Linked DNA regions of Homo sapiens: region 1 is linked to region 2. Evidence: chromatin loops called from intact Hi-C (ENCODE). Cell type or tissue: HCT116. All regions are shown on one strand. Links, peaks and the distances in the headings refer to the core of each region. The heading gives the core; the rest is flanking DNA.

Region 1 (15,240 bases), core at 4,479-9,478, 450 kb before region 2:
AGAGATGAAAAAGAGACAGGTTCTTCACTGCATGAGAGGCTCCGTTTGGGATCTCTCAGAAATGTGGAAGCAGAGGCTACAGCACAAGCCTGGGTTATTGCTAGTAGCAAGACAGAAAATAAGGCTTGGGTAAGCTGTAGTTATAGTTACAATGGAAATGACTGGCCCAAGAGAGTGCTACAGATTACATAGCAGCTACTAAGAAAAAGGACAGGCAGAAGGGGTAGGCAAGACATGTTCTCTGGCTGTTGCAGCCACCAAAAAGCCAGGATACAAAGGCAGGGAGTTATCTGAACTGCCTTCCTGGAGGGTCATGCATTTAGGATCCGACTCATTGACTCTTTTCCTTAATTTTGCTCTGTACATTTCTCTAAGAGGGCTAACCAGTGTCAAGGTTTGATAATATCTGAAATGGTATTCTGGTGCCAAAGTATCATCTCACAAATTATTTAGAAATTGCAAAGAGAAAATATATTTTATAATCCAGATATCTGGCAGTTAACCACATGACCAAATTTAGCATCACTAACAGTAGGACAACTAGATATTATATACCTCTTGCTGTGATATACTATGAAGTACACATCATCAACTATGAAGTATTATTTTTTTTTTCTTTGAGATAGGGTCATGCTCTGTCGCCCAATTTAGAGTGCAGCGATGCAATCATAGCTCACTGCAGCTTTGACCTCCCAGTCTCAAGTGATCCTCCCACCTCAGCCTCCCTAGTAGCTGGGACTACAGATGTGTTCCACCACACCTGGCTAATTTTTATATATTTTTTGTAGTGATGGGGTTTCACCATGTTGCACAGGCTGGTCTTGAACTCCTGGGCTTAAGCAATCTGCCTGAAAGTTCTGGGATTATAGGCATGAGCCACTGTGTCCAGACTATGAAGTATTCTTGCCAAAACTGATCAACCTAAATCTAATCAAGCTTCTGGGCCAGAACTGTCCAATAGCAATGTAATGTCAGCTACATGTAATTTAAAATTTTCTAGTTGCCACCAAAAGCACAGAAAAGAAAAAATAGATAAATTGTGCTACATCAAGATTAAATACTTCTTTGCATCAAAGGACATAATCAACACAGAGAAAAGGCAAACCACTGAATGGGAGAAAATATTTGCAAATTGATATTCATAATATGTAAAGAATCTTTACAACTCAACACCCACAAAATAAAAAAAAAGATTAAAAAATGGGGAAAGGACTTGAATAGACATTTCTCCAAAGAAGATGTACAACTTGCCAATAAGCACAAGAAAAGACTAATTATGAGGGAAATGCAAATTAAAACCACAATGAGATCAAACACATTATGTTGGCTATCATAAAAAGAAAGTGCCAGGCGCAATGATCACAGCTACTCAACAGGCTGGGTGGAAGAATCCCTTGAGACCAGGAGTTAGAGGCTGCAGTGTGTTATGATCATGCCTGTGAATAGCCACTGCACTCCAACATAGGTAACATAGCAAGCCCCATCCATAAAATAAAATAAAATAAAATAAAATAAAGGCAACAAAAAATAACAAGTATTGGTAAGGATGTGGAGAAATTGGAACCCTCGTGCATTGCTGGTGGGTGTGTAAAAAGGTATGGCTGCTGTGAAAAATGGGATGGCTATTCTTCAAAAAATTAACCACAGAATTACTATATGATCCAGCAATCCCACTTCTGCATACACATCCAAAAGAAGTGGACTCAAGGACTCAGACAGATATTTGTACCCCCCTGTTCATAGCAGCATTATTTACAATAGCCAAAAAGTAGAAGCAACCACAGATTCATCAATGTATGAATGGATAAACAAAATGTGGCATATACACATAGTGGGATATCATTCAGCTTTAAAAAGGGAGGAAATTCTAACACATGCCACAACATGGATAAACCTAGAAGACATTGTGCTAAGTGAAATAAGTCAGTCACAAAAGCACAAATACGTTGTGATTCTATTTACATGAAGTACCAGAGTTGTCAAATTTATAGAGACAGAAAGTAGAATGGTCGTTGCCAGGGGCTGAGGAGTTAGTATTCTACTGGATGCAGTTTCAGTGGGGTAGATAAAAAATTCTGGAGGTGGATGGTGGTGATGGTTGTGCAACAATGTGACTGTACTTAATGCCACTGAACTGTACATTTAAAAATGTTTAAAATGGTACATTTTATGTTGTGTGTATTTTAGCACAATGAAAACAGCTATAAAAGGCATTCTTGAAACAACCGAGGATATCTGATATTCTGAAATTATTATTACTTTTCTTAGGTGTAATAATAGTATTGTGGTTATATCTATACATTATATAAAAACAGGATAATGTCCTTATTCCTAGGAGATGCCTTCTGAAGTATTTGGAGATAAAGTGCTCTGATATCTATGACTTTCAAATGGTTTGGAACACTTAAAGACAGAAAAACAAAAACATTGCACACACACCACACATACAGATAAGCAAATGTGGCAAAAGATGAACAACTGGTGAATTAGGAATGGGGTAAACAGGTATTAATTGTTTCATTCTTATAATGTTTTCTGTCTCCTTGAAAATGTTTATAGAAAACATGGGGCCAAGAAAGGAGGAGGCCAGGAGACTTCAGGAAATGGTCAAATCATGTCCCCAAGCAGGGGACATAGTCTTCTCTGTCTTCTCCATAAAGTTCCTAAGGATGATCCATACATGTACAGGGAGCAATGACAAAGGAAAGGAGCTCTTAATTGAGCTTGTGTCTGAAAGCTAAGTGCCTCTCTTTGTTGAGTGGCCTAGGCCAGAGGCTTACATGTGCCTCTCTTTCCCCCCAAGCAAAGCCCAAGTTAGGAGACTTTCTTCATGGGACAGATCCCAAAAGTGATAAAAGTACCACAGCAAGCATGAGAGAAGAGAACTGAGAATCAGACAGCATCTTCAACAATGCAGAGGAAGGACACCACCTTTTACTAAGTGATGCCCACTCAGTGTGAGAAATCTCTCCATCAAGTTGAGGTACAGAGTAAGGGGCACGGGGAGAAGGGAAGATGACTTGAGTTTCTTCTTTTCCCAGAGGTAAAGGGTAGATGGATTGAAGCCCTTAGAGAGTGATTATGAGAAGGCCACCCTCCCACCCCTGTAAGTATTTCTAGCACTGCCATAAATGATGTGAAGGCCATTGTTTTTAGAGGAGCTGCAAAAAGGAGAAGCTCCAATTGGAGAAGTCAGTATCTGGTAAAGCAGTACTGTTGCTGACCTCTCTAAGGCTGTGTCCAGCAACCAAGACCTCCAGTAGAAGGGGAGGTGTTGTGAGCCATAATAAAATGCTTAGGCATTCAGAGGGAAAATTATAAGCACCAACGATGACTTTCATTAACAGCCAAAGAATCACATGATGTAAAATTGAAAGAAGCGCAGCTTACCTGGTGGAATCATCTACTATCTTTCCTTCTCTTTAACTCATTTTTTTATAACCTGACAAAACAGAGGTTCAGATCATAGGCATAATTCAGGTCCTGTAATTTGGAGTATTATGGAGGCAAAGTAACTGAGATTGCTTTGGCATAAATTATTGGCATTATCACTCCAATTTAACCACTCTGTAAACATTTTATAATATAGATGAGCTCAGGGAAGGGCCAGGGTAGAGATGAGATTTGGGGATAAGGGAACAGATCCTTGAAGCAAAGCAGGAGACCTCTGACTTCCAACTTAACTGGACGTTGGATGAGAGTCTCATGCTGAACCAGCAGAAACTGAGCCACTTACAACTCTGCTTGAAGCTTCTCCTAAACTCTGGTATTTTGCCAACTTCCTGAAATAATCAAACCATCCTTGGCACACAGTTAAAACTACTTCCTTTGATGCCTCACTGTATCTTTTTGTAAAGGTTTAGAAAAGAGGCAATGCCTTTAGCTGAATAGTTGTTTGTTTCAGAGGATATTGACTTACTGCATCTGATCAGGAATTAGTTTATCCTATATTCCTATTACCACTCCTTGCAATAACCTAGTGTCAAGTGACTTGGCATGGTGAGGGAGTGAGGCAGTTGTAAGTATATATTTTAAAAACAGACTTTGTCCCTGCCCTTGGATTCTGATGTATCCCATGGAGTCTCTAAGGGAATATGGCTTCTCCAATACTTTCTCAAACAGCTGTTGAGAATCGTCCTTTGTAGTGAGAAATATTACTGATGTGGAGCCAGGAAAAAGTATGATAGCCACGGCAGTAGGGGGTGGTTGTGTGTGTCCTCAGCTCAGTTATCTTCTTAGCATGGGACTGTGAACTCAAGCTCATGTGCAACACAACCCTGCACCTCAAAAATACCTGGGACAGTTGCTCAGTGAGTAGTGGTACGTTTAACTTCCTTCCAATTTGGTTTTTCCCATCTGGAAATATGGAGCTAGTGTGAGAAACACTGAATACATATCCCTCAGGCTGCCTTGCCATTTCAGTGTCTTCCAGACATCTTCCATCTGCCAGGATTTGCATCTTGGTGCTTGAGAACTTTACCTGGAACCCTCGAGGGTCATGGGCCTTAAAACACATGACAGTTCAGAAACACTGGAAAATTAACTGCCCTATCCCCCAGGAGCATCTGTCAACCAATGAATGGTGGGAGATGATGTATAAATATCCCAACGATGTTATCCCTTGGGTGGAATAATTCTGAGGTGTGTGTCTTAGACAGTTTCTCAGAGTTTCTCTGCAGGATTAAGCTATAGTTGTCCTCTGTAGTTGGCTTAATAATCCACTTTTTATTGGCTGTCTTCCTTTCCCTGACTCACTTCCTCACTCACTTGCTGGTATTTCCCTGGATTATCTCCCAAATAAACCACTTGTTCTAAAATCCTTGTTTCAAGGTCGGCTTCTGGAAGACCCCAAACTAAGACGATTCTCCAGTATAAGTTAGCATCATTAAACACACATTGCTGGAGAGCTGCTAAAGGAGAGAGATACTTCCTCCTCTTCTTACTTCTTCCTCCTCACATCCAAGGCAGTGGGGCTTGTGCCAAGATTTGTGAGCTGTGCTGGATGCTGGATGTGCTCTCCTCCACATAATATCTGCTCTGTGAAGACAGACCTTAGGGAGGCTTTTCCTCTTTATTGTACTTCAGGCACCATACTCATCACATGACCCAGCAATTGCCTGGGCTTTGCAGGCTCCAGATGGTCTTCCCACATGTTAACCCTCACAACAACCCCAAAGATAGGTCTTATAGATCCCTATTTAGTAGGTAAGGAAACGAAAGTTCCAGTGTTTTCCCAGGATCACTTGGTGGTACATCCCTGCAGGCCAACTGGAACTTGAAGCAAGCGACACAAGCTGGAGACTCTTATTTTCTCTACAGGACTGAAGTTTCAGTAAAGAGTCAGTTAACACAGTGGATTTTTCTAAGACTTTGGGGTTTGAAAGATCACTGGACTGGGCCAGAAAAGAGGAAGCAGAAAACATATCAATTCTTAGAGTGTGATATGTGAGATTCTTCCAAATGCTCTGTGGTCTGGTTCCATTGCCCCACAGAAGGTAGATGGCAGCTTGGATAAGATCAGGCCTTCCAAAGCAGACTCAGGGTTGGAATTTTTGCTCCATCATTTACCAGCCACGCTACTTGGGTTAAATTACTTAAACAGTCTGAACCTTAGCTTCTTCATCTGTAAAACAGAGATAATAATAATATTTCTCACAGGGCCACTGTGAGGATAAAATTAGATAATGTACCCAAATCTCTTCACACAGAAAAGCCTTCCCCTGGTGGATCTCTCATGTACCCCCTGGATTTTCTAGGAGAGTGTGGCTTCTCCAATACCTTCTCGAACAGCTATTGAGAATCACTGCTTGTAATGAGAAATATTACGAATGTGGAGCCAGAAAAAGTCTGACAGCCTTTGCAGCAGGGGGATGAGGAGGAGGTGGTTGTGTGTGTCCTCAGCTCAGTGGTAGGTGCTGGGCATGTGGTAGGAATGAAAAAGAAAAGGTAGCTATTATTAGTAGAATAGTATCTATAACTTTTATTTTTTGGCACAAATTAACAATTTAACAAAAACCAGACATTATTTTTGTTGGTGCTTTACCGGAAACATTGCTGTTTTCTAATGACTTCTGGTAGTAGTTTGTCATTATTTTTTATTTTAGGTTTTATTTTGTGTAAAAGGACTAAGTGAGATGGGTGTTTGCAATTTTTTTCTTTCCAACTGACTAGCTAGTCAATGCTCCTTTGGACCCCAGCCCACCGCCCTGAAAAAAAGGAAAAAGAACAAATTGAGAACTTATGAAACCACAACCCAGAAACCTGAATGTTTTTCATTTTAACTTTTCTTGGAAAAATTTGATGAAAAGCCTGTGCTGTGGTTTTAAACGGCATTGGGATGCCCGTCTCCTGTCCTTACCCCTAAGCTTCTGAACGTGATTTATATTTCCCTATTTTAAGCTAGTGCAGATTTATGAGACTTTAAACACCATGGTTGGAGTTACTGGAGGTTTAAAGAGATTAAGCAGGTCCAGTAGCACCTGGAGGTGTATAAGTTGTTTAAAAGATTTATCGGCATTCCCATGTTAAAATTCACTTCTCAAGGATTCTCATATCCTGGATCTGAATCTATTTTGGGCAGAGGAGTAAATTTTTAGGATGTTTCATAAATGGAGGAAAAAACCCATCCCTCTATCGCTTCTTGCTTTGTTTTTTGGGCTGTGCCTCTGCCCCCTCACCTCTCTATCTTGCATGTCTAGCTAGTTCTGTCTCTGGGGTTTCCCTTCTCTCTGTTCCTGTCCTCTCTCAAGCGGTTGATCTCTTAGTGTTTCTCTGTGTTCACAAACTCAGCCTTTGACCCAGGAACCTAACAACAGCCAGAGGGAGCCTGAAGCTTTCTTGCCTGCCCTTGGCTCCTTGTGGTCCAGGGAGGGCTGCGGTGGTGGGAATGCCTGACACAGGGTAAAAAATCTCTGTGTTTACACCAGGGGGAGCAATGACTCCGTGGCTGAGAGGGGCTGGCTAGAGTCTGGAGTTTCCAAATGTCCATTCAAAGCAAGACACAATTCCTAGGTAGTTAAATTTAGGAGACTCTGTATTGAATGACCTTGAAAATAGGTTCAGGGCACAACATGGGCACACCGCTTTGTCATATTCTACAAATACTGGGGAGAGCCAACATTCTTCTCATTGCCAATAATTATGCTCATCAGCCTCCACGTCTTGCCTCTCACGTTTCTTCCATGTCCCAGCTCTGCCCACCCTGTCAAATCAGTGTGGATGTAGGGAACATGAACACATTTTAATATCAGCCTAAACCAGACATCACTGGGAAGGAAATTGGAGAAACCATTCCAAAGTCAAGTAAAAATAGCTTGTGAATATGTACTCCATGGTTCCATTTATGTGAAACCCTACAAAAGACAAATCTAATCTACAGTGACAGAAAGCAGACTGGTGGTTGCTTGGGACTAAGGTGGGGGCAGATTGGCTGAGATGGCACAAGAAAACTTTTTGTGATGTTGAAAGTATGCTATGCCTTGATTGTAGTGATGGTCGGACAGTTATATAAAGTTGTAAACACTCACTAAAATGTACAATGAAAATGAGTGTGAACTATACCTTGGTTTTTAAATGTCTCTGTTGTACATTCACACCAGCCTTTACCTCCATTAGCATAGACAATAGGAAGCTGTGTGTGAATCTTAGAATGCTCCCCAATCCAGGAGTGGTTGTTCAACCAGCCTATGCTGTGTGTCTATAGAGGGCACGGATAATCCAAAGCAGCAGATGAAACACCTAATTAGTTCTAATTGACTCTGGACTTTTTCTGTGCATTTGCCTTCCCTGAGTACAACCTGACTGACAGGAGCGGGGAGAGTAGGCAGCCAAGAAATGTGGCAGGGGAGGCCAGATTAAACAATTACAAGGGAGGGACAACAAAAGGGTGACTGACCACGCAGATGATAAAGAATTGTTGACTTTGTAATGTGAACTCATATTGTGCAAAGCAATTGGTGAGGTGGAGCAGATGTGCATTAGAAACGAAACCAACCACCCGGAATGGTCATGGTCTCTGGATAACAGGGGAGCTTCATCGACTCCATCTTTTCCACATCTCTAATTAAAATTTTGATATTACTTAAGTCAGGCACACTGCTCTATTCATTCCGACATCTGAATATCCATTTTAAAGTGGGCTAGGCTCACCCAGAGGATGATATAACTAGATTAAGAGATGGTGTGAGGGTTTAGAACATTGGATTTTTTGTCCCTGTTTGTGTGACCTTCTGGAAAATCTCTTGTTTCATTTATTTTTTTCTTTATTCCCTTATTCAATAAAATTATTGAGCACCTATTATAAACCAGGCTGTTTGCCAGACATTGTTGACATATTGCTATAGGCGTCATTTTCCTCATTTGTAAATGCTCATTCTGGGATCCCTTGACTATCCTGACCACTGTGCTAATGGTAGGTAGTGATGAGGTCAGGCTCTGAGACCTTCAATGCTGTGCCTCAATGTTGAGGCTGCCTCAATATAAAAGATAAGACTCTCCAACTTCCTTGGTCTCTATCTTTTTAAAGAGTGGCTCCAGATCACTGAAAGCATCTTTGTCATAAAAATTCCATGGAAATGAAATTAAGCATTTTAGTTTTATTTGTTGAAAATCTGTCCTTTAAAAACCTCCTGAGACCATTTTAAAGTTAATTTCTTATTGCTTCAAAGAACAAACTCACATATAGGTATGAACTAACATTTGATCTAGCGCAAGGCAGTAAACTAGGGTTTTTGTCAGGCCTTTCTCCCTGATTTGCAGTGTTCCCTGGCACACCCACCCCCTCACTAAGCAAAATTTAGAAGTCAACAGACACAAAATTACTTCTCCCTTGAAATCTTCCTCACACTTATTTTCAAGCGTCCAAGAGATACAAGCTCTTTTCAAGCATACAAGATCTGTTCCCTTCCAGGTCATCAAGTCAACTCTCAGAAAAGAGTCTGATAGAGTGAGATTCAATTTCTACTCTGTCCATTTATAATGTGTGACCCAGGGAAAGTTCCCTAACTTCTTTGCCCTGCAGTTTCTTCATCTGGAAGTGAGGATAACAATATCTACTTTGAGTTGTTGTCCAGTTTAAATAAAATAATGGATGCAAAAATGCCCAGCCAATAGTAGAAAATCAATGGAAGTTGTTATGAAAGCCTAGCAGAGGTGAAGGCTGGAGATTAGCGAGAAAAGTTCTGCCACAGAGTGAGAAATACTCCATGAGGAACCAGGACCTTCAGTCTTTGTTGAGTAGGTGGCTCCTATGGAAGGATAGGATCTTCAGATTATTAAGCTCAGAAGTATGTATTATCTATCTGGGAGGACTGGCATTCTAAAAGGGGAAATAGGTCATCCAGATGCCAAAAATGGGAGGGCCCAGAACCCAGCTATAGGAAGAGTGAATATGGAAGAAAATGATGAAGAAAAAGTCAGCTCCAGCAAGCTGTGGTGGCCATAACAGCAGATGCCACCATCAGATTACCTCCACATTCCCCCAGGAAAAGTTGACATTTCCTGGTCCTTTCCAAAGAAGCTGCAGTCCCACCAACAGGTCAAAATTAGTATCACAAAGAGGGCTGAGAACCTGAAGATGGAGCATGTCTGCTGATCTGAGAACAACAGACAACCGGCTCCAGCTGTGATTAAAGTTGGTTGGAATTCACAGCTGGTAGAACAATGACCACATTAATGAACTGAACTTCGGCTTACCCTCCTGTTCCAAAGTTCTTCTTCTTCCCTCCACACACACAGCCAACTGTACTATGGAGATTTATGGTGTTAGCACCTGAAGAGTTGGATGGCCTTGATTGCTGTTAAATAAACTCTAACATGTATGATTTGAAAACACAGTTACAGGATGCAAACTTGCTAAGAACACCAAATAAGAACCAACTATATTGTAGAGCTCCACGTGGGCAGGGACAACATCTACATTTTTTACTACTTTATATCAAGCATCAAGCTCGGAGCTTCTTTGGTGTCCAACCATCCTGGTTTGCCTGGAGCTCTCCTAGCTTCAGCACTGAAAATTCCTGTGTCTCAGGAAATTGCTCAGTCACAGATAACCACGGATGGCTGGTCACCTGGACTTGGCACATAATAGATGGCCAATAAATTTTTGTCAACCAAAAGAAATGCATTAAATAAGTAGTATAAGTGTAACTGGAATTACAATGTAATAAGTTATATTAACTACTTTTGATACAAATCAGCCTCTAATAGATACCGGTTTGAAGTTGAGTTTGATGAAACCAGCATACTAGTTTGATGATATATAGACCAGTTTTGGACTTCTATACATTCTCATTTCTGTCCCTTCTTTTGACCTTACTGTGTATGTCTGGGCAATTAGTCAGCAGCAGGGCCACACAGTTTCGAACTGTCAAAACATGGTCAAACATGACTAGGATTTCTAAAGTTTATTTTCCTAATTATTTACTTTCCCATCCCACCTACATAGAAGCCAGGTGTTTTAATATGATCCATAGCATACACTTGGGAAAGAAGGAACATTTGTGCAGTCTAAGAAATTCAACAATCCTTTACTGAGTGACTGCTCTGGGCACTGTGCTGGGGGCTGCAGGGCATTCAAAATGAGTGAAAAAGGATCCTTGCCCTTAGTAGCTCTCAGTCTAGGGATAGGATGTATGAATAAACAGACATGAATATTTATGATATGAAGCATATTGGTATACTATTTTAATGATTTTAGTTGTGCCCTGTATGACTACAAGAGAGAGGGAGGTTGATTTTGAGGCATTGTGGAATGTCCACCTGAAAGAGGTAGGATTTAAGGTGGGCTTTGAAGAAAGTACAGGACTTCAAAAGTTGGCTATTGGGTGGGGAGAATTTCTTTCCAGGTAGAAGGGAAAGTAAGGGCATGGGAATTAGTTGCATTAGGCCACTCACTACATAAACCTGACTAAAGGGACTTAACTAAACAGAGACGTATACAAGAAGCCCAAGGCTAATGCAGAACTTCAATGAGCCATCAATGCCCTAGGCTTCTTTTCTCTTTCTGCTCCACCATCCTTAGCTTGTGGCTTTGTTGATCTGTGTTCCCAAGATGGTTGCTCCACCTCAAGCCTTATGTTGTGCACAAGGCAGGAAAAAGGAGAAAGAAAAAGGGATAGGAAAGAAAGTGAAGAAGGAAAGAAAGGAAGGAAGGGTGGGGAGAAGGTGGAGCCTGTTATGAGAAGGGCAAAAATTTTCCCCAAATCCCTAGCAGACGTTTTCTTCATTTGTATTTCATGATAAGAAACAGGTTACATGGCCACCCCTAGCTGCAAAGGAGTCTGGGCAGGTGAACATCGTAGCTGGACATATTGCCCTCCTGAATATTATTATAGTTCTGTTAGTAACAAGGCGGGGCAGAATGGATTTAGGGTAGGTACCTAGCAGGGTCTGTGCCTTTGAGCAGAAGCCTAGAGATGAGGACAGGGCAAGGATTGCTGGATAAATGAGAGAATTAAGAGCAGAATCTTGTGCCTGGAATGAAGCAGGTGTGTGTGTGTGTGTGTGTGTGTGTGTGTGTGTGTGTGTGTGTGTGTGTGTTGAGGAGGGGGCAGGACAAGATGGGATAGGATGGGATAGCTTTACAGGTGTGGGTAGAAGTCATCTGAAGAAAATAGTGGGAAAACAGGTGCCAAATGCTGGAGATATGTGGCTTTAACCTGTCTCTTTAATTTCTCTGCAAAAGCTCCAGATCAGCCTGTTTCATGCTTCATGGGATAGTGTTCATCCTTTACTCCCATCTGCTTCCCTCCTCAGTCTCATGTTATCAAGAACCTTGGATAGGCTGGGTGTGGTGGCTCATGCCTGTATCCCAGCACTTTGGGAGGTTAAGGCAGGAGGATCGCTTGAGCCCAGGGGTTTGAGATCAGCCTAGGCAACATAGGGAGACCCTGTTTCTACAGGGGCCGGTGGGGGGAAAGAACTTTGGATAGTTGTATTAAAAATGCCACTTTCAAACCTGTACCTTTATGTCAGTATCAGAACATGACAGAAACACAGCTTTTTCTTTCTCTCAAATTTACCTCTTATCTATATTTCAATTTTGCATTATTATTTATATATTATACTGATTGACTCTTTTATTTTCCTTGGGTACTATATAATATCAACCTTTCAGCATGAAACAATTGTGATTTTAGCTTTATTAACTAATAATCAGGAGAAAAAATATACAGAAACATAATGCTAATCAGAAGTATACATATATATTTTTCTATATATTTCTGATTAGTATTTATGAATCTAAAATCATATTTTACACACAGACATACTCCCTCCTCCCCTAAATATATTTTCCATCTATAGCAGTATTTTTTTTTTCTGGATAGACATTGAGACCTTATTTTATTGTCAATATAGTAGTTTTTTTTTTTTATTATACTTTAAGTTCTGGGATACACGTGCAGAACGTGCAGGTTTGTTACATAGGTATACACGTGCCATGGTGGCTTGTTGCACCCATCAACCCGTCATCTAATGCTATCCCTCCCCTCGCCCCCCCAACCCCTGACAGGCCCTGGTGTGTGATGTTCCCCTCCCTGTGTCCATGTGTTCTCATTGTTCAACTCCCACTTATGAGTGAGAACATGTGGTGTTTGGTTTTCTGTTCCTGTGTCAGTTTACTGAAAATGATAGTTTCCAGCCTCATCCATGTCCAAGCAAAGGACAGGAACTTATCTTTTTTATGGCTGCATAGTATTCCATGGTGTATATGTGCCACGTTTTCTTTATCCAGTCTATCTTTGATGGGCATTCGGGTTGGTTCCAAGTCTTTATAGCAGTCTTTTTGAGAGTCAGACTTGTTCTTTAGCTTGGCAATTTCTTTTGTATCTTGGAGTGATTTTACTTTGGTCACTGTCTAAGCTACAGCTCTCTGATTAATTTTACCATTGCTTGGCTCCAGTTTTGGTTTCTTTCAGGGTAATAGTTTCTGAAGAAAACAACCATTCTGAAGAGTAGTTGAAGAACCACAGAGAGCCTGTCAGTATTAGGGGAAGTTATAAGGTTGTTATTACTCTAAGTCAGGGGTCAGCAAACATTTTTTTAAAGTGCCAGATAGTAAATATTTTTTACTTTGTAGGCCAAATGGTCTTTGTTGCAACTACTTGACTCTGCCCTTGTAACACAAAAGTAGCCATAAACACTAAGTAAATGAATGCGCACAGCTTTGTTCTCATACAACTTTACTTACAAGTCCCCTGCTCTAAGTGAACAGCAGAAAGAGATTCTTTCCCTTGAGCATGCTCTTTGTCTGTGTTTCTTCTTTTTGTCTTCATATCACCATCTTTCCTCCACGCTTGTCTTTATTCCTTTTTCATCATAACTTCCCTGTTTCTCACTTTCTTTTTCACATCTTGGTCCTTTCTTGTCACTTGCTGCATGACACGTCCTTCAGGATGCCTGGCAGATCCTCCTAGTCTCGTGGGATGACTTCAGAAAGGAAACCTCACTCCTCCTTGGGGCCACTTGGTGACAGAGAGTTTCCTGGGATGACTGGATTGTGTGTCTGGCCACTTCTTGAGTACACCTAACTCTTTGTGGGTAGCTTAAGATATGTTTTAGTTTATTAGCTGCATCATTCCTCTCGCTTCCTGGGACCTGCATCTCTGAGATGACTAAGGGGGTCTTTCTTTTAAAATGCCAGTGGAAACTGAGGCGTATTTGAGTGTTCTTTAGTTTGTTGAGTTCTCCCATCTCTTCCGAATAGGTGAAGGCTGACAGGGAACATGAGTGTGGCGTCTGTAAGGGCAACTTCCTGAGGATCTGTAGGAAATTGACATGATTTTACCTCCTGGAGATTTCCTCATTCAGGCAGGTTTTTGGTCACCACATGCTTCCCCCAAAGACAGGATGAGAGTGAATGGGCTTCCACTGCAGCAGGAAAGATTAAGAGTAGAGGTCAGGAAGAACTTTGGGGCTGTCACAACTGTATATCAAGCAAGGCCAAGACCAGGGGATGTTTTGGCATTCCCTTGGAATTGTTAAAAGAAGAGGACAGATTATTTCCTGTCCTCACTCTAAACAGAAAATAGTGTGACAAAGGAAACAGCTTTCTGTTAGAAATTTCCTGTGCAGTATGGACTGAGGGCTGGGAATCAAGATTTGAGACCCAAATATCTTCCACCAGCTTCCTCTATGCAGATCACCCTTCAGGGTGCCAGCTGCTCACTTCAGCAGGGAAGACACCCACCCTTCCACGATCTGAGTGATGCTGATATTCTTCTGGCTTCAGAATTCTCTATTCCTTTCTTTTTCTCTCTGCTGTGTCTTTCCCTCAGCTTTTTAGCTATGCACAGCTGCTCCATTTTGAAAACAACAGAAAAAAATAAACATTTGGAAACTTGATCATCCTGTCTAGCTACTGTCTTCTTTTCTTTCTTTCTTTCTTTTTTTTTTTTTTTTTTTTTTTTTTTTTTGAGAAGGAGTCTCGCTCTGTCGCCCAGGCTAGAGTGCAGTGGCGCGATCTCGGCTTACTACAAGCTCCGCCTCCCTGGTTCACGCCATTCTGCCTCAGCCTCCCCAGTAGCTGGGATTACAGGCACACACTACCACGCCTGGCTAATTTTTGTTGTATTTTTTAGTAGAGACAGGGTTTCACCATGTTAGCCAGGATGGTCTCAATCTTCTGAACGTGTGATCCGCCCGCTTCGGCCTCCCAAAGTGCTGGGATTACAGGCGTGAGCCACCGCGCCCGGCCCTTCTTTTCTTTTTCACTGCTCACTCTTCATGAAAAGATAATTCCTCTTTGCTGCTTCCATCCCCTCACCACACACTGGCCCCTGTCCTGCCTGTGGTACGGTTCTATCCTTTGCTTTGCTCCCTCACCACACACTGTCTCCTATAACCCAGTTCTATGCTCCTCTTTCTCTACTGAAGCTCGCTTAAAACCTGCCACTTACCCAAATTCTGTCTCCATGTCTTAATCCTCTCTGCCCCTTACTTCCCTGTGGCATCTGACCTGTTTGACCCCTGTCTCACTCCTAACACCCTTTCCCCTAGTCTACATGGCCGACATATTCCTGTGACTTGTCTCTCTGGCCTATTGTTTCTTTCAGTCATTGGCTTCACTTCCCCACTTTGCCTGGCCAGTTGGCAAGCTGTTGTAGAAATTCAAGACCATAGAGCTGAAGGCTGGGCTAGGATGGCATTAGAGGGAAAAGAGGGCAACGGATGTTCTCTCAAAGGAAAACACAGGATTAATGATAGCATGGATGCAGGAAGTGGAGGAAGGGGAGGAACCCC
Region 2 (15,240 bases), core at 6,702-11,701:
CCATGAGCCAAAATTGCTCCACTGCACTCCAGCCTGGGCAACAGAGCAAGAATCCATCTCAAAATAAAAAAGAAAGGAAAAGAAAATCTTATGGAATATAATTGGATATAGAAATTGAAACCTTGAGGGAAGGGCAGGACGTTATTTAAAATCACAAAACAAATAAGGACTGTAACATCAATTTCTTTACTTGAAGTTGAGGGATATACCACTGGGCCAGAAGAAAATAAGGCATGCTTTAGGAGGCATTCCAGCATCAGATGGGCCCTCCTCCCCTGACTTGCTCTAGGTATTCAGATTTCAAAAGGAAGAAAGAGGTGCTTGGAAATTGGTCCAGTGAGTGAATTGTAGATGTTAGAATGTAAAGCTGCCACCTAAGTTTACTCCTAGGTCAGCAATAGCCCATGAGGAGATGAGGCAGAGGAAAATAGGCAAGAAGAGAGTAGAGGATGCTGAGATTCAAACATTTTGCAAGAATCTGAAGTAGCTGAGGTTTTCATAAATTGAACTCTGTTTTCTCAGAATAAGAATGAATAGGGGCCAGAATTCATTTAGTGAGCTGGAACCAACTTATCATTAGATTCCTGCTTTGCTCTCTAAGTATCTCAGCTCCACTTTCAGAAAAGTCCTGACTCCAGGTAGGCAAAACACATTTTTCTTCTTTGGTTGTTTGGTAGGGAGTTGTCTACCAACATTTCACTCTAATCAAGAATTACAGAGCATTGGACAGGGTAAACAATGAACCGTACCAATCTTATAAACCATTTCTTGACACTGCTTCCTTTATGCTGGAGTTACAAAGTAACACATATCTAGAGATTTCTGGAGGACTTTATAAAGAATATTTTGACACTCTGTTTGTGAATTACTAGAAAAAAATAGTATGTCCTAAGATTAAGAAGCTCTATATAGTTTATTTTATCAAGATGAAGTAGGACCACAGGTTCCTTGGAGATGAAGAAACTAAAGCTGCTGTGTGAATCAGAGCTTGTTCATATGGGGAGTGGATTTGTTTGTTGGGGCTGCTGTAACCAAGTACCACAAATTGGGTTGTTTAAAGAGCAGAAATGTATTGTCTCCCAGCTCTCGGGACTAGAAGCCTAAACTCAAGGTGTCAGCAGGGTTGATTCCTTCTGAGGGCAGTGAGGGGAGGGTCTGTTCCAGGCCTCTCTCCTTGATAGCTTGTAGATGGCTGTTTCCGTGCTCACGTGGCATAATCCCAGAATATATGCCTGTATCAAAAATTCCTCCTTTTGTAAGGACATCAGTTGTTAGATCCAGGGGCCACTCTACTCCAGTACTGCAGTGATACTGTTTCCAAATAAGACCAAAATCTGAGGTATTGGAGGTTAAGACTTCAGCATATGAATTTCAGAGGCGTCATAATTCAGCCCATATCTGGGAGGGGGATGAGGGGACTATACCTGGCCAGATCTTCCTCCTTGGTTCCTTCTGTGACAACAAATAGCCAGAAGAGATTAAAGGATGGGTGGAAAATAAAATGGGGTGGGGATAGCAGAGGTAAATTGTGAGGAAAGACAGGTAAAACTGCAGGAAGCGGATGAGAACAAAAGAACAATTCTAGAAAACTTAAGGCAATAAAATCAAAGGCAAGTTCTCAAAGGCCGTCAGTTTATGTTCCTTCTGATCTCCCTTCTGTCCTCATTTCATCGCAATCTACAGCTCATTTAATCATGGAATGTTTCCTGAGCACCTACCATGCACTAGGCATGTTGCTTACGTGATCTTGTTTAATACTTGCAGCAATTCTGTGTGATCAGCTATTTTATAAGTAAGGAGTCTGAGACCTGGAGAGGCAAGTCCTACCTCTGGTTGTAATTCAGTTCCTATCTGTCTGACTCCAAAGCTTATGCACTTTTTACTCTACCAATAGAGTTCAATTCAAAGAACAGAAAAATATAGAATATACCACAACGAGGCCATGTATCGTAAGTTTAACAATTGTCTAAGCACATTGTATTATTTAGAGGCCCAAGGAGGAAGAGAACCCTCTCTTTAAAGATGCATAACACAGACTTCTCTTTATGGGGGACTGAGAAGCAGTCACTTATTACTAATTTATACTGTGCTTATGGTTGCACGTTCAGTTTTCTACACATCCGTTTATGCTGTAAACAAGTCCCATTGGAAATAGTACTGAAATAGCTGAGAGGATAATCTAGGTCAGAGGTCAGCAAACATAGACCAAATTTGACCTACCAACTATTTCATATGGTCTATAAACTAAAAATTATCTTTTATATTTTTAAATAATTGGAAGAATTATCAAAAGAAGAATATTTTATAATGTGAAAATTAGATAAAATTCAAATTTTAGTGTCCATAAATGTTTTTATTGGAAAACAGCCACACTTATTTTTTTTTACACATTGTCTATGGCTCCTTTCACATGACAACAGCAAAGTTGAGTGGTTGTGACAGAGACCGAATTGCCCACAGAGATTTATTATCTGGCTCTTTATAGAAAAATTGCTAACCCCTGATCTCGGTGTGTTGGACCTCTTTTCCTGGCTTTGAAACCTGGTTTATTATGATACTAAGAACTGTTTTGGTATATATCTACAAACTCTACTGAACAGAAATCTTCATTCTGGGAGCTGTAGGAGAAATGTGGAAAGCTGAGATTCAAGCTATCTAGTTTAGTTGGTGAGACAGAATATGAACAGTCCTACATGCCTGTACTCACATGAATATCACCACAGAATCACAAGTATTAATAGTAGGACTGGGGTGGAAAAGGGAGAGAGAATATGGACCTAGCTGAGCACAAACCTGCTAAAGGGTTACAGGGCCAATGGTCAGGAAATATCACAAGTATCATAGGAAGATACTTGTAGGAAAGGGAAGGAATTTTGAAGAAAGGAAAAGACCTGTTGATGAAGTAGAAAAATAAGACATTTAAGAATGTCATACATGCTGGGGTGGGGAAGTGAAGTTTGAAGGAGGAGAGACATTATATCTATATCCAAGTAAAAGCCCATTTGTTTCCTTCTAGATTTATTATGGCTGAACTACTCCAGACAGAGAAGGCTTATGTAAGGGATTTGCATGAGTGCTTAGAGGTGAGTCTTCCAGTAATCCGTTCACAGCTATATTGGAAAAATGACATCCTTGCCAGCATCAAGTCCTCAATTGGAATTTGGTGCTATTGGTCTTCTCCCAGAGAGTAATGAATTAAAAAGTCAACAAGAGGAAATCTTTCTCCTAAAGTCAACAATAATTACATGAGAGTTTAAAGTACTTTTGAAAAGAAAGTTTAAACTTTTCTCAGACTGGAGCTAGACCCAGGAACAAGAAGTGTGTAAGGCACTTCAATTCAAAATAAAACCATGACACAGTCAGTGAACTTAAATTGGGTCTGAAAATCTGCATCCTGACCCCCATAAAAGTCCACACACATTTAATAAATGACAAGAGACTGTGGAGTTTGTGTTCTTGCTAAAGTTCAGGATAATGAAATATTCAGGTTTTATTTCTTTCTCTTATGTTTACTTAACACGTCACTTTTTAAACTCTGCACGCATTTACAGTTTGAGTCTTGCCCCACAAGTTTGAGCACCTGTGTATTTTGTCTGTATTTTATATGGCCTGCCAGACTTGCCAGTGATGAAACTGTTACTGTCTTACAGACCTACCTGTGGGAAATGACCAGTGGTGTGGAGGAGATCCCCCCTGGGATCCTCAATAAAGAGCATATCATCTTTGGCAACATCCAAGAGATCTACGATTTCCATAACAAGTAGGTTTGTGGAGGGTCTCAGAGGTGCACACTTAGGCCGTAAAAACCAGACAACAGGGTTCCCAAGAAGTGGATCAAAGGCGATTGGTGAATCTTATCTGGTCAGTTTTCTAAGGCAGTTGCTGTCAGACTTCTTTTTTACTCACTCCCCTTTCTCCATAATTGTCCGAAAGTCCTAGTGGAGAGTAAAGTCAAGTATTCAGCAGTGCTCCTCCCCATCTCTCCTCAACATCCTCATTTATTCAGCCAGAATGAATAGCAGGCTTTGAAGAAATAAAAGTAGCTTCTCCTCATTAAATCTTGTGGGAAATCCTGACGTTAGAATTCATCTGAGGCTAACCATTCCACCTTGTGATCTTTAGGTTTTGAATTCCATTGAAGTTTTCTATCAACCTAAATATTTCCTCCATCCTCATTTTATTTCACATTTCTTGACAGTTTGGAGGGAAGGATATCAACCGATACTCTGTTTTGTTGGAATAAGTAGAATTGTAGAGCCCTAAAACTTCACAAGTCATTGTTTCCAACTTGATTTAAGAATTTTTCCCACACCATACAAAACAGCATGTTCCATGGTTAACAAAGGATCAGCAAAAAAATTGGCATGATAAGTTACATAACCAACCAATAGAAATAACTGTGTTTCCAAAATACAAATAGAATCTCAAGACACAAAGAAGAACATGGGCATAAAGTCTTAGAGCTCTCAGGACCCTGCTGCAGAGCAGTGCTGTGCCAGGCTAGCAGAGGCATTTACTGAGTTGTGTAGGTTTGCTGGAGATAGAAGGGCCATGTGTACAGGTGTAGCAGCCACCCTGAGGCAAGACTCCAGAATAGCACTGTCCCATGGAACCTTCTGCAATGATGGAAATGTTCTATATCTGCAGTGTCCAATACAGTAGCACTAGATATGTGTGGCTAATGAACACTTGAAATGTGGCTAGTGCTACTGAGGAACTGAATTTTCAATTTTATTTAATTTTAATAGATTCAGATTTAAATAGACCACAAGTAGCAAGTGGCTGCCATATTCGATATCTCAGCTCTAGAATAGCCCTGTGCTAAGAATGACCAAGAGGCAAGCAAGAATTGGGTGTAAAATGATCCTGGGCTGTAATAGGTCCAGATAAGGGGTGGAAAGTCACTCCTCTCTCTTCACCTCCTGGTTATTAATTCCTGGTATGTCATCAGATGGCATCAGTTTAAAGAGAACATAATATATGTAGCTCCCATGGCATGCAAACCTTGTGAGATTATTGAAGCAATACGCTCTGGGGGAAAAATAACTGTTTGACTTTCTGGAATATGTGATATAAGTTCCCAGTCTTTTGTTTTTTTAATCATAAATTTTAACACGATCCATTTGGTTTGTCTGGAAATTTCCAGATGTAGAAATATCATGTCCTCATGCTTATCACTGATAAGAGCCCAATAAAACTATTTGACCATTGATCCCAAATTCCATCATCTGAGCCCAGCTCAGTATCATCCCATCTCCCTCAGGATATCTGAGAAGACATCGGACTGGCAAACGGTAAGTCGTGTTACCTTACTTTTCTGGCTTATGGTCTCTGGGATTTACTCAACAAGTCTCACTTTCCCCATGTTCTTAGCCAATTGACTAACTACGGAAGCCTAGAGATCACAGCACGCACTTTCTGGGAGCCCTACATTTGCCAATCAGTTTATAAGGGGAATGAATATACATTTCCAAATTGATCACTTGTAACAAAATAGCTAACATAATCATGCCTCTTATTCTGCTGTCATGATATCACTGGTAAACCATGGTAAACAGTTTTGTAGTTTTCTAAATAGCTGAAAATCTACCTACCAGTTACAATATATAGTTCTAAGAAATCCTTTTAAAAAATCAAATTAAACCATAGAGAATCTCGCATGCTGTAAATCGAGGAATAAATCCAACTATCAAGAACACAGCTACCCAGCACATATTATCGAGTTAGAATATTATGAAGAAAGAAAAAGAAAATAACAACTAGCCTCTCAACAACCAGAGAAGATGCCACAAAAATTAAGTTCTTGTCTTTTCATAGAAGCATCTTTCTATCCTCCCTAACAACCTCTTTACCTCTTGATTATATAGTTTGTAAGCCCACAGCTATTTAGAAACAGCAAACAAGAATCAAGAACTTGAGTGAGTAGTGGGATACCAGCAGCTGTCTAAAGAAGACAAACTGCAAAAACAGTAGGCAATAGAACCAAAAAAAAAAAAAAAAAAACCTCATAGTGGTCAAGGGCTACTCAGTATTGGTGCAAACCATTCTGTATCCCACCATAGGGCCCAATACAGCCACTGTGTTACAGCATAGCATACTTAATATTAGCAGTAACCCTGAGTCATGAATATGTTCCGCACTAAAGGCAAATAACTGTACTGCATTTAGAAAGCTATTGACCAAAAATAAATTAATGGTTTAATTATCTGCAATTTAAGGAAATATCTAAGAAAATCAAGCTTCATATTAATTTCCTACAGGATCTGTGGGCTGTCTTTACTGTACTCATAATGTATGCTTTCTGCTTGTGTCCTACAAATTTTGATTAATGAAGAAAACATAACACCTCTAAAATCTCTAGTAAATAAGAGATAGAATGGCAGTTAGCCAACTTAGAAAATGCAGGAATTGTAAACTCTAAGGGACAGCTTAGAGGGGAGAACATCTTTCACTGCATAATCAGGTACCTGGCACATAAGTAAACATTGAGTAAATATTTGTTTGGTAGGTGAATGCATGGATGAACAAACTGAAGATAAAATTACTATTTGCAGACTTATGGCTAATACCATTCAAGTCATAATTTAATCTTTTGTTTGTAAAAGTCTCAAGACAGAGAAAACCATTAGGTATGATTTTTTCCCCATCACTACAAGAACCATCTGGAAGAGCAAAATAACTTAATTTCTACATGAAGGAGTTTCTTGGAAGCTTCTTACTGGCTGGACCATGCAGTTGTCCTAATACTTATTTATTCTTCAGAAATACTTGTCCGAAATTGTCACTTCTGAATATGAAAAAAAATCAAAGGATGCTTTTTAACCCCAATTGTTTGTATTATTCCAAAGTTGCAATTAAGCATTGTCTAACGGAAACATGCTCCTCTCATTTCTAGTGCATAGCTCAGGTTATCTGCCTGTAATCCAGAGAGAGCCTATGGGAGGGAGAGCAGGAGGAAGGAATATTGGGAGATTGAGAGATTGAGAGAGAAAGGGATTGAGATTGACACGACCTTGCTAACTTAATTAGCTAAGTCACTAGAAAATTAGCACCTAGACCAAGGGTTATGTGGTGAATACATATCTTAACTAGATAGTATTGATCTGTCTAAATGGTGTCACTTTGAAAAATTGCAACCAGGATTAGTTCTCTCTCTTGCTCTGTGTGTGTGTGTGTGTGTGTGTGTGTGTGTGTGTGTGTGTGTCTGTGATCTGTCTGTCTCAAGGACCTTTGTCTTTATAGGTATTGAATGGGGAAATTCCCCAGCACCAAAACTTCTTTAAAGAACAGTTTAATATGTAGAATTTAATACCTGCAAACATTGGCTTTAACACAAACCGGAGACTGAAGTGGAATGATACTTCGTTTTGCCCTCCACTCTCCCCATTTTGCACTACTTCTCTTTCCTACAGAAATAACTATATAATCATGAAATTTACTTATCTACACAAGACTTAGACCTATTTTGATTGCATTTTATAAGCATTCCTGGAGCACTCAGACAGGAGAATATATTCCATTAGTAGATCCCTAGACAGTAATGATTTTGTTAATGCAGTCTTCCCATTTTGCCTAGCATACAACTTGTAATTCAAGAAAATAATTTGTTTTCAGCTTGCTGTTATTAGATTTGCAACTTTGCTGTGGACAGCTTTTTGTTTAAAATGCTCATCACCTTCTGTTAAATCTGAACTTCTTCCTTTTTGGTTTTTTGGAGATAGGGTCATATGTGAGTCTGAGCAATAACATTTTCATAAAATCTCTACTCCCAGCGCTCAGAGGGTCCTCTCAACCATCAAGTACAACCCTCTCCATGTACAGACAAGGAGACAATCCCAGAGGAGTCGTTACTTGCCCAGTGTGCGCCCCTCCCCTTTCCTTAAAAGTGAGGATTTAGATTCCAGGGCTTGGTCTCCCACTTCAGCACTCTCTCCCCTTCTCTCACTCCCTAGACCACCAATGGTGGCTGCCACATCTGGCTGGTTTAATTCATAGTGAAACAGCTTCCATGTGGATCTTAGAATTTGATGAATATTTCTACCCATTTCTCCCAGAGCTATGTCATTCTTGTGCCACACCCCTACAACAATTACCTGAAATAAATCAGTTTTCAGCAAGGTCTAGATTTTCAAATTAGGGACCAACCACCAAGGTTAGATGCCCCTTCTGCACACTCCCTCCCTCCAGGCTTGGCTGGAAGCTATTAGATTTGGCCTTGGCCACCAGCCACTGCCCTCCCAACCTGGTGTTCCCTGCTCCGAAGGAGCAGGACCAGAGATGTGTGAGGTTGAACTGGGAGCACTGACCAGGCCAGGGTCAGCCAGGAGCAGTGAGGGGTGAGCAGCAGGGGTAAAATCGAGGCTGGGGAATTTAGGGAAGGGCACCCCAATGAGCGACTGAACCACAGCCACATTTCAGTCAACTTCCCAGAGTTCCTCCCTTGGGCCAAAGGTGGCTAGATTGGAGATGAAGCTGGTACCCTGTGATTGAACCCAGCCTCTGCCCTCTGGGTTCTGAGAATGACATATCTGTCTGCAATAAGGGTGGAGGTGGGCACAAGTGGAGCACAAAGAAAATAGCCTCAGTTGGAGAGTAGGAAAGGCCTCATGGAGAAGGGGGCATTTGAGATATAATTTAAATAAGGGGTGGGATTTTTACAGGCAGGGATGGCTTCCTTGATGATGGAATAAAGTTTGAACAAAGGCCCTGCAAGGGAGAAAAGTGGTGAAGTCTAGCAGGGAGGTTGAGAGAGGCAATAGGGGGTTTGGGAGTGGGGCTCCATCCTGGGTCATGGGAAGCAGAGAGAGGTCTCATTGTCGCACTCCCAGGTAGGCTGGGTCTTCTCACATCCATGTCTGTAAGACGAGGAAAAGAAAGGAGAGGTGGTGGGCAGAGATAGTGCAATTCAGAAATGTAGGGAGAGACAAAAGGAAAGGAGGAGAGAGAGCTAGGTGGATAGAGGATAAGTGAGAAAACCATGAAGTGGACAGATAATAAGGAGAAAGGAAGAGATAGAGAAGGAGAGAAGCAGGAGAGCCAGAGGGAGGCAATGACGGTGGGAGGGTGGATAGGTAGGTAGGGTAGGTAGTCAGGCAGGTAGGTAGGTAGGTAGATCCATCTGCGGAAAGAGGCCCTAGGGAAAGGGGAGGGGATGAGGAGAAGGAGATCGAGGGAAAGAGATGGATAAAGACCTAGACCTTCCCAGAGCTACCATCCTGTTGAGGGAGAATGAGCAAGGTGGTGTTTTTCAAACCATTTTTATCATGAACCAAAGAAAAAGACTGTACATTATGCCCTGATATACGCATGCATATATGCTATATATAACAGGGAAGTTAAATTTTGAAAAACACCTGCATTATGTGTGATGCACTGTGGTATTTTGTGTTAGGCTCTATTTCTTCCTCCTCCTCTTTTTTAAAATTCTGGTTGCCACCCATAAATTGATTTTACAACCCCTTGAAACACAAGGGGGGGGTTGATCCATGGCTGCACGGCAGAGCGCTAGCTCCACCAGGTGGTGAGAGAAGGGATGTGCAGTTCAGGCCACTGGGGAAAGGCCGCCCTGTCAGGCTGCTGCTACCTTTTCCTCCCTCTTTGCCCCTCCTACCCCTTCCCAACACACACACCCTTGCTTAAAATGTGCATGTTCTATGCTTTCTAAGCTTCTTCCCCCACTCCAAATGCCTTTGGTGTTAGTGGTTTCTCACGTATGGAAAATCATAGAATTATCAAATATAAAAGCCCGAAAGAAATCGTTAAAGATAATCTAGTTCTCCCTTGCTCTATAGAAACTGAAACTTACAAAGGTTTATGATCTGCCCAAACCAAAATTAGTGACACAGCCAAAGAATCCAGCTGTCATTTTCTTAATAGTCAAATGTTAAGGAAAGAGGAAGGGGAAGGCCTGTTGTGATTTTTCTTTGGTCCCCAAACGCACACTTGAAGAGGTAACTTGCAGAACCCATCAGAGGAGCCCTATACAAATGTAGCTGTGGTCTTGTTACTGTTGTTTGTGTTTTCAGTAAGCTATCAACATTGGGGCTGATTATAGACGTTAGGGAATACCCAAAACAAGACAAAGTCTAAACACTTCGTTTGGATGTGTCAAAGTAATGTTAATTTTTGTTTTACACACTAACTTCTTAGCATCCATGCCTGGTTGCTAAACACCACCTTATTGGAGATGAGTAACATTAAGCATAAGATTAATCTTTTGTATTTTATTTTAACATTAAACTTGGTATATATCTATGCAAATAACTTTATTCATCTGATCACACAAATTAGACAAAGTTAGAAGATATTGGCAAAAACATATTCAACAGGTAACCATGCAGCAAGGTAAATTTTGCTGCTTGTGGTTGGAGGCTGAGAGTGTGATGTGCTGAATGGGCGTCCAGCCCTGCAGACCTTTCCTCTTCATCCCTAACCTGAGCTAAAGTGTCAAGTGTGAAATGAAGGGACAAAGCCAGGTGCTTCTCATGGCTCAGCCTGGGTGATCCAACTGTGCTGGAACTGTTACATGAAAAATCCAGCACCTTTCCCTGAGTGTACATGACCCTCCATTAGTTTAATACCTGCTCCAGTATGCTAACCGGCTATCTTAGCCCCTATGGTCTAGAGCCTCTTATGTTCTAGGCTCTGAATCTGCCTGGTCATTAATGGATTCTTTAGAAATAATCTCTAGCTCTACTTGCATGAAGGCAGTTACCCAGCCTTGCTTTGAAAAGAAGGCAATGTCCTGGACTTCCTATAAATACATGAACCTCACACCTTTCTCCCCACCCCATTTCCGACTTAATTTTTAAATGTATGCTCCACGTTGTTCCTCTTTTTCCCGTTGCCACAACAGGCCCCTTCCCCTATCACCACCTCTGGCGTTCCAACAAGCAAATGCACATTGACATACAAGGTCATCAAATAGTTATTTCCATTTAGATGCAGACTGCACCCTTGATGTAAAGTCTGTTTGCTGACAAGATTGTGCGCTCCTTAATGAAGGATACACTTCCCCAGAAGCAGTGAGATTTTAGACCAAATTCATCTTCAGAGAGAATAACAGAACCAGTCCAGTACCTTTGAAATAGTGCTGTTTCTATCATATTTAATGACAAAACTCAGAAAGCTTTCTGTTAATAAATGCCAGCAGTTTCATTTCCCAGGATTGTGTACAAAGCCAAAAGGAAGCATTTTCCTCATAAAGTAACTGCATAATATATTAAATTATAATAATTTAATAGAGTAATGGCATTGCCTTGATCTTGACATTTCTTTAAAAGTTTTATTCCTTTCTGAAAGAACCCCAGACATTCACACAAATGACTTGCTTTGCTCATTCCTTCACAATTTATTACATGTAATTATTGGAGTAGTGAGGGCCAAATTGCTGCTATAGAACAGCTAAGGTGAAATGTTTCATCATTTGTGAAGAGAGTTGTGAGCTGTTTTGCTTTAATTTGAATTCATCATGTCTATTTGAAGTAAGTAGAATAATATGGATCAGACTTACATAATCTGTCATCTTCATAAGCTTCCAATTAAGAAGTAAAACAGAGTTTAATATTGCCACTTACTTTCAACATTTACATTGAGATGGTAATGAATATCTTATTCAAACTTATCAATTGGTATGCCTGGCACAAGCTGAATAGGTTTTTTAAAAAAAAAAATGTTCTTAGCTTTCTCCCCCTAAATTAAATCCTATAGAGCCGATGTAGGATTTGCCATCTGGAAGCATCCTGGAATCTAGGACAGTTGCCTTTAAATGCTCATCTATGGACTGGATGTGTGGGAATTACCCAGGAAGCATTTCTAAACAATGCATTTGCTCAGATAGTAACCCCAGAAGGCAATGTACAACCAGGTGTGGGACCGCTAACTAGAGTTTTCCAAGAGTGTTCCTTGAGACAAAGTCTGATACTCGCCCCAAAAGTGCTGCAAGCACAAAGAAGTTTGAGAAGCACTGCATATTGTATTTACTTCAGAGGTTTATAGTGTAACTCAACATATTATAGGATTTTGGAAGTTCTTCAGCAAAAAAAACCACCTTAGCCCAACATTTCCCAAACAAGGTGACCTTGGAATCTAAATGTTACATAATAACCAATCAAGATTTTCCCAGGATATGGTTTAGGAGAAAGTAACCTGCTGCAGATTTTTCAGCAAGGGCTTGGTAGGGAGTTCCCCCTAAATATAAGTCTCCAGGAGTGGGGAAGAGGGTCAGATACATGTTTACCAAAGAGAATATGAGTTTATTAAGATTGAGAAGCACTGATCATGAAGAACTACTGTTTATTTAGTGTCTACTGTGTGCCAGGCACTGGGTTGGGTTCTTTTTACCTGTGGATTTATTAAATCCTTACAAGCACCCCCACAAAGTTTTATTATTATTATTATTATTATTATTATTATTATTATTATTATTTGAGATGGAGTTTCACTCGTGTTGCCCAGGCTAGAGTGCAATGGCGCGATCTCAGCTCACTGCAACCCTCCGCCTCCCAGGTTCAAGCGATTCTCCTGCCTCAGCCTCCTGAGTAGCTGGGCTTACAGGCGCCCACCACCACGCCTGGCTAATTTTTTGTATTTTTAATAGAGACGGGGTTTCATCATGTTGGCTAAGCTTGAACTCCTGACCTCAGGTGATCTGCCCACCTCAGCAAAGTTGTTATTTAAAGATGAGGAGGATGAAGCTTTGGAAGACCCTTTCACAACTGTGACCAAGTGTGAATGCTGATTCTTTAACTTGTGCTCAGTTGTGGGAGGGGAAGAAAGTCAGACCTGGGGGTAGGCAGATGGGTGAGCTAGTGGTAACTGCTGTTAAAACCTTCATTTTCCAGCACTTTGGGAGGCCGAGGTGGGCGGATCACGAGGTCAGGAGATCAAGACCATCCTGGCTAACATGGTGAAACCGTGTCTCTACTAAGAAAAAGACAAAAAAATTAGCCAGGCGTGGTGGCGGGCGCTTGCAGTCCCAGCTACTCGGGAGGCTGAGGCAGGAGAATGGCGTGAACCTGGGAGGCAGAGCTTGCAGTGAACAGAGACTGCGCCACTGCACTCCAGCCTGAGTGACAGAGTGAGACTCCGTCTCAAAAAAAAAAAAAAAAAACAACCTTCATTTTACAGAAAGGCATTCCTCATGAAAATTATATGCTGTGCATTTAATTCTGGTTATAGTATTTTTGCTTCCTGAGGATTTTCAAATTGTGCATCTTCCCATAGGTTTTTGGTAGCTGCTATCACAAAAGTCAGGGTGTTGCTCTATTGAAATTGATCAGATTTTAAATAAAATTGCCAGCACTGTCTTTCTATCAATGATCAATTCTTTAGACATAATTATCATTGTTTACTTCAAATTAAAGTGACCAGGCCAATTATCCTTGGGTCATAAGTCAAGGAATGGCTCTCCCTGAGTCATCATGGGTATCCTTGCCACTTCTGACACAATAAAACAATTTTTTATCCTGTGTGGAATGTCCTGATCCAGGCTGTTTTACCATTTCTTTGGCTACTCTTAAGGGAGAAGGGCCCAGGCTGGGCACGGTGGCTCATGCCTGTAATCCCAGCACTTTGAGAGGCCAAGGCAAGAGGACTGCTTGAGCACAGGAGTTTGAGACCAGCCTGGGCAACATGGCAAGACCTCGTCTCTATTATTATAAAAAATTGTTTTTAATTTTAAATTAAAATGTGTGTGTGTATATGTGTGTGTGTGTGTGTGTGTGTGTGTGTGTACCTGTGTGTGTGTATATATATGATGATGAGGCAGATTGATTCTTTTCTCAACAGAAAAGTATATTTCCCTTTGGGTCTTAAACTAAGTTTGATCCTCAATTATAACATTATATAGCACTTTTTAAAATTTGCACTTTAATGGTCATATAAAGTACATATTAGTTTAAATGTGTCACTTGTAGTTCTTTAAAAGGTAGCAACAAATATGACACTTTATTGACTTTGAGCACTACATATTTGCATTTCTGAAGCCCAAATATCATTATAATTACTCTTTGATTCAGGTCAGAATACTCTAAAATCACCTATGTAAGGACAAACTGGGTACAGCTAGGAGTCTCCCAGATTTTTTTTAAATGGCTTTTTGCTTATCGCTAAAGCAATGCTCATTTGTCGTAGAAAAAATTAAATTGCAGATGGACAAAGAAGTCATCTATTATCCCATCAATTATTGTTAGCATTTTGGCTTTCCAAATAGGACTTGCCAAACATCTTTAATTGCACATACATATTTTTAAGCTCCAAACAATGTCATTCTATGTCACGGAAGGAGGAACACATACAACACATATGTGAAATCCATAACCACTTGTAATTAATTATACTGCCAAAATGCGTGGACAATAGAAGCTAGGTAAAGTTAGTCAAATAACATTTTTCCCTCTATGGTACAGGTAAGTAGTAGAGTAATGCAGAACCACTTTATATCGTGTATCCTTTAATTCAATTTTTGAAGGTAATGTATTGTCACAGTTTTAAAATCAAAATTAGATAGAAAAGTAAACATTGAGAAGTGTCACCCACCACTGTCCTCTATTCTGTTCCTTCACCTGCTTCCCTGTGGTAATGTCTTTTCTTAGTTTTTTGGGTTGGAAATAAGAATACGTAATTCCTACTGAGACAAAAAGTTGCATGTTCTACATATTCTTCTGTACCTTTTTCCACTTAGCTTCTCCCAGAGTTCTTCCATATGAAAACATAGAGAGCTGTGTCTTCTTTTCATAGCTGCATAGTATATAGCTCTGTGGATGTACCATAGTTTAAACGCTTTGTTCTTTACAGACCATCTTTTGCTTGTATAAACAGTGTCACAGTTAATACTCATGTATATACATCATTTTATATGTGTAGAAATAGCTACAGGAAAATTTACAGAATTCAAATTGCAGAGTCAAAAGATAAGCGCATTCATGATTTAATCGGTACTGTCAAATTGTTCCTTGTAAAGATCGTAGCATTTCCACTTCTGTCACTATGTGTCCCCAAAGCCTCATAATCACTTTTTATTTGAAAAATATTTTGTTTTTTACAGCAAATACCATCCTAATAAAGCATGCTGGCTTGTTAGAATTTATATCCTATGAACCCAAACCAATGATTTAATACATTATTTTGAAGTCAGTGTAATTATTTCTTTATTATTTATTAACGTGGAAAGGAGCCATGGCACAGATATCCACACTGGTGGATAACAGTTGTAATTCAATTCAGCTTTGGAATATATTG

Evidence for each region. Hi-C counts contacts between places; a loop is a spot of excess contacts. Peaks named below come from ENCODE experiments on the same cell type or tissue, not always from the same donor. Only the 100,000 strongest peaks of a DNase experiment are listed, where the experiment ranks them.
Region 1: a loop joins it to region 2, with 5 times the contacts of the local background. A loop is called at or near these places in 67 of 110 quality-filtered maps.

Annotation. Positions count from the first base shown.
Region 1 is chr3:124,009,799-124,025,038 of GRCh38, forward strand. No RefSeq gene overlaps it. Among named protein-coding and RNA genes, the nearest start is that of KALRN, 16 kb to the right of the region's middle. In HCT116, for the core only: a CTCF peak has its summit at 6,890 (motif pointing right); a DNase peak (open chromatin) is centred at 6,866; H3K27me3 peaks cover 4,222 bases.
Region 2 is chr3:124,458,874-124,474,113 of GRCh38, forward strand. KALRN (kalirin RhoGEF kinase) reads left to right here. Exons shown (of 60, transcript NM_001388419.1): 24 at 3,017-3,083; 25 at 3,651-3,760. Among named protein-coding and RNA genes, the nearest start is that of MIR6083, 92 kb to the left of the region's middle. In HCT116, for the core only: a CTCF peak has its summit at 9,507; a DNase peak (open chromatin) is centred at 9,508; H3K27me3 peaks cover 4,309 bases.